Linked DNA regions of Homo sapiens: region 2 is linked to region 1. Evidence: read pairs that join two places in POLR2A ChIA-PET (ENCODE). Cell type or tissue: Panc1. All regions are shown on one strand. Region 1 has its middle 23 kb from the start of MIR4256. Region 2 overlaps CAPZA1 (capping actin protein of muscle Z-line subunit alpha 1).

The links. Peaks named below come from ENCODE experiments on the same cell type or tissue, not always from the same donor. Only the 100,000 strongest peaks of a DNase experiment are listed, where the experiment ranks them.
Region 2: POLR2A ChIA-PET joins it to region 1 with 8 read pairs; 4 of 35 experiments call an interaction of 5 or more read pairs at or near these places.

What each region holds. Positions count from the first base shown.
Region 1 is chr1:112,483,973-112,486,472 of GRCh38, forward strand. It overlaps a transcript of WNT2B not described here. Among named protein-coding and RNA genes, the nearest start is that of MIR4256, 23 kb to the left of the region's middle. In Panc1, no CTCF peak of the experiment used is centred here; no DNase peak of the experiment used is centred here.
Region 2 is chr1:112,645,755-112,648,254 of GRCh38, forward strand. CAPZA1 (capping actin protein of muscle Z-line subunit alpha 1) reads left to right here. Exons shown (of 10, transcript NM_006135.3): 2 at 1,456-1,519. Among named protein-coding and RNA genes, the nearest start is that of CAPZA1, 27 kb to the left of the region's middle. In Panc1, no CTCF peak of the experiment used is centred here; no DNase peak of the experiment used is centred here; H3K27ac peaks cover 817 bases.

The DNA.
Region 1 (2,500 bases):
GACAAAAGCCAGGTATGGTGGCTTGCGCTTATAATTTCAGCTATTCAGGAGACTGAGGTGGGAGGATCACTTGAGCCCTGGAGTTCAAGACGAACCTGAGCAACATAGTGAGACTTTGTCTCCAAAAATTATATATATATAATTTTATATAATAATTTTAACAATTTTATATAATAATTTATATAATAAATTATATATATCATTTTTATATATAATTTTGTCTCCAAAAATTTTATATATATATACACATATATATATACACATATATATACACATATATATACACATATATATATACACATATATATATATATATATACACACACATATATATAGAGAGAGAGAGAGAGAAGAGGGTCTCACTTGTCACCCAGGCTGGAGTTGGTGGTGCAGTCTCAGCTCACTGCAACCTCTACTTCCCAGGCTCAAATGATCCTCCTGCCTCAGCCTCCTGAGTGGCTAATTTTTTTTTTGTTTTTGTTTTTGTAGAGACAAGGTTTCACTACATTGCCTAGACTGGTCTCAAACTCCTGGACTCAAGTGATTCATCTACCTGGGCCTCCCAAAGTGCTGGGATTACAGGTGTGAGCCACTGTGCCTGGCCCCCAAAATTTTTTAAATTTAAATTTAAATTTTTTAAATCACCAAACTCCATGCCTGGCATGTGCCTGTAGTCCTAGCTACTCAGAAGGCTGAGGTGGGAGGATTGCTTGAGACCAGGAGTTCAGGCTGCAACTCCAGCCTGGGTGACAGAGCAAGACTCCCTCTTGAAAAAAAAAAAAAGGTTTATTTCTTTATATTAGCAATGGAAGTAGAAATTAATAAATAATACTATTTATAATAGCATCAAAAATACTAAATGTAAAGATATCTGACAGGAGATGTGCAAGACTTATACACAAAAACTACAAGTCATTGCTAAGACAAATTGAAGTTCTAAATAAATGGAGAGATATACTGTGTTTATAAATCAGAAGACAATATGGCTATGAATTCAGTGCTCTCCAAATAATTCATATATAGATTTAATGCAATCCCAGTGAAAATTCCAACAGGCTTTTTTGTAGAAATTGACAAGTTAACTCTAAAATTTGTATGGAAATGCAAAGGACCTAACATAACCAAAACAACTTTGAATAATAAAAACAAATTAGAAAATGTCACTATCTAACTTCAAAGCTTTTTATAAAGTTATAGTCGTCAGGCCTGGGGGCATGATGGCTCATGCCTGTAATCCCAGCACTTTGGGAGGCCAATGCTGGCAGATCACCTGAGGTCAGGAGTTTGAGACCAGCCTGCCCAACATGTCAAAACCCCGTGTCTACTAAAAATACAAAAATTAACCAGGCATGGTGACAGGTGCCTGTAATCCCAGGTACACAGGAGGCTGAGGCACGAGGATTGCTTGAACCCAGGAGGCAGAGGTTGCAGTGAGCCAAGATTGTGCCACTGCACTCCAGCCTGGGCGACAAAGTGAGACTCTGTCTCAAAAAAAAAAAAAAAAGGTTATGGTCATGAAGACTACGTTTTATTGGAATAGAAATAAAGAACTATATCACCATATCAATCAAACAGAATGAAGAGTCCAGAAACAGTCTCTCAAATATGTGCTTAGTTTATTTTTTGACAAAGGTGCAAATGCAATTCAATGGAGAAAGCGTAATCTTTTCAATAAATGGTACTGAAACAACTGGATATCTATATGCAAAAACTAAGCTTTGATCCATACATCACACCATATACAAAAATTAACTGAAGATATATTTTCGACCTAAATGTAAAACCTAAAAAAACTGTAAAACTTCTAGAAGAAAATGTAACAGAAAATCTTTGTAACCTTGGGTTAGGTAAAGATTTCTCTTAATATACCAAAAGCAGCCAGGCCCAGTGGCATGTGCCTCTAATCCCAGCTACTTTTTCTGAATTCATTGACATGATCATATGGGATTTTTTGACTTGTTAATATGGTGAAATACATTGATTGATTTTCAAATATTAAACCATTTATGCATTCCTTCCATAAACCCAATTGGTCATTTATGTATTATCTTTTTATATATTGTTGGGTTTGATTTGATAAAACACCAGCTACTGGAAGGCTGGGAGGATTGCTTGAGCCCAGGAGTTCAAGACCAGCCTGGGCAAGATAATGAGTTTTTAACACACACACACACACACACACACACCAGGCTGGGTGCTGTGGCTCATGCCTGTAATCCTAGCACTTTGGGAGGCCAAGGCAGGTGGATCCCTTGAGCTCAGCAGTTTGAGGCCAGCCTGGGCAACATAGCGAGACCCCATCTCTACAAAAAAATTTTTAATTAGTTGGGCATGGTGTTAAGTGCCTGTAGTCCCAGTTATTCAGGAGTCTGATGTGGGAGGTTGGCTTGAGCTTCAGAGGCAATGGTTGCAATGAGCCAAGGTCACACCACTGCACTCCATCCTGGGCAACAGAGCCAGACCCTGTCTCAAAAACAAAACAAAACAAAAGAACATACCA
Region 2 (2,500 bases), 160 kb after region 1:
GACAAAAGGAATTACCAAAAATCTTGGAAATTAAAAATTGAACAGTCAAAATAATTGTTATGCTGGGCCTGTTGATGAGTGCCTGTAGTCCCAGCTACTCAGGAGGCTGATGCGGAAAGATTCCTGAGGTCAGGAGTTGGAGGCTGCAGTGAGCTATGATCACACCACAGTACTCCAGTCTGGGCAACAACATAGCGAGACCCTGTCTCTTAAAAAAAAAAAATGGAGCAGGAAAATGGGCACAGACGAAGAGCATATTAATGGATTGGAGTAGAGCATTTTCCCCAGACAAATCATAAAATGACAAAAAAGATAAAATATAGAGGAAAACAATGAGATAAGCGGATTAGAACCTAACATTTTATCATCCATTTATAATAGTATATCCAGAAAGGGAGAATGGCAACAGGGGGCAGAGGACAGAGGCTAGGTTGAATAACAGGAGAAATATTTTCCATAGCATTCCTTGTGCCCTCTAATACAGTGGTGAATAGTAGAGGTGATAGGAGTCATCTTTGCCTTGTGTTTAAAGTTGATGACTTAGGGCAGGCACGGTGGCTCACACCAATAATCCCAACACTTTGGGAGGCCGAGGCCAGAGGATCACCTGAACCTAGGAGTTTGAGACCAGCCTGGGCATGATGAGACCTGTCTCTACAAAAATAAAAATTACGAAGTTAGGTGTGGTGGCACATGCCTGTGGCCCCAGCTACTCAGGAGGCTGAGGCAGGAAGAGCGCTTGAGCCCAGGAATTTGAGGCTGCAGTAAGCCTTGATCATGCCACTGCACTCCAGCCTGGACAACAGCCAAGACCCTATCTCAAAATAAATAAATTAATAAAGTTAGTGACATTGCTTATGTTTCATTATTAAGGTTGTTGTAGAATTTTGGTAGGTAGTCCTTTATTAAATTAAAGGTGTTTATTTTATATCTACCAAAAATTAATAGTTTTGGTTTTTTATGATATTGGAGTAGGTGTTAATTTTTTTTTTTTTTTCAGCATGAGTTGAGATGATCACATGGTTTTGGTCTTTTAATTTGTAAGTTACAGTAACTTATTATATTGAACCGTCCTTGTATTGGGAGAATTGGTATTGGTATACTATTTAATTTGCTAATATTTTATTTAGTTTTGCTTAAATGTTCATAATCAAGATCATAGCTTTCTCTTTTTGTGAATGTAATGTATTTGGTCAAAAACTATTATCCTGTTTTTGAAAGACGAATTCAGATTTATCAAAACACGTATATTCCCAAATCAGAATGTACCTATATTGATAGTAACAGCTTTGGGGTGCTTTATGAAAAGAAAATTTGAAGACTCCTAAACAGTAAATGTTTAAACAGAACATTTTTTTCAAGGGATATGATGAAAATTTATAATTTGTTAATTATTTCTCCTTTTATATGTTACTCTTCATAATTCTCCTAAGTGTAAATTTTGTTTCTCTTTAGGTACGCATAGCTGCTAAATTCATCACTCATGCACCCCCAGGGGAATTTAATGAAGTATTCAATGGTGAGTAAAGATTAGTATTTTAATCCCTCCTTAATTACCATTATTTATTGAGTACTTGCTGTCTGTTTTAATTCTTACGACTTGTTGTAGCCATAGCTAAGTAAATCAAGATTCAAAAAAATTGAAATAACTTGTCCAAGGTCCCCCAGTTAGTAAATGTCAAAGCAAGAATTCAAACCCAGGTCTGAGTGAAAATAAAGCTCCTAACCCATAAATTAGGATGCCTATCTTATGTGAGAAAAGATTTAATGCAGATTAGTATCAATAAATGTAGAAACAATACTAAATTATTTTCATAGTTTTATTTTTATCGTTATAGATCATAGCTTAATTTTCTTCATTGCTTTCACTTAGGAAGTCACATGATATGGAACACTTTTTTGGGCCAGTGGGGCTGAACGGACTATATCTGGGGAGCTTATTAAATATGCAGATTCAACTTTATCTTCCCCTCAAGATTCACATTCATTAGATCTGAGGTGGAACTGGTTAATCTGTATTTCATCAAGTTCTTTACCAGGTGATTCTGAATCGCAGCAGGTTGGGGAACCACAATTAAATACATTTACAACTTTCCATACTATCTGCTGTCTTAATACATTTTACAAGATGGAAAATGTGATGGAGCATCTTAAACTTCATGGTGAAATAAATAATCATAATCCCATTTTAAGTTATTAAGTTTGTCTTAAAGATGCCTTAAGCAAAATAATAATTGTTGTGCATCTTGGTTCAGTTTAGCAAACATTTATTTTGAGATTCTAATTTTATATTAGAAAGTTAGCTACTCGAGAGGAACTGTATGATATTCCTTTGTACCTGGCCCAGATGGTAGAACAGTCAATAATAATCTTTATTGCTAAAATTGGAAAAAGTAACTAGGAGAAACATAAACATTTGCTTCAGGGAGTATAAGATATAATAGAAGTAAATCAAGATATTTTTTCTAAAATTGTTTGTGGATTTTGAGCACCAACAGCA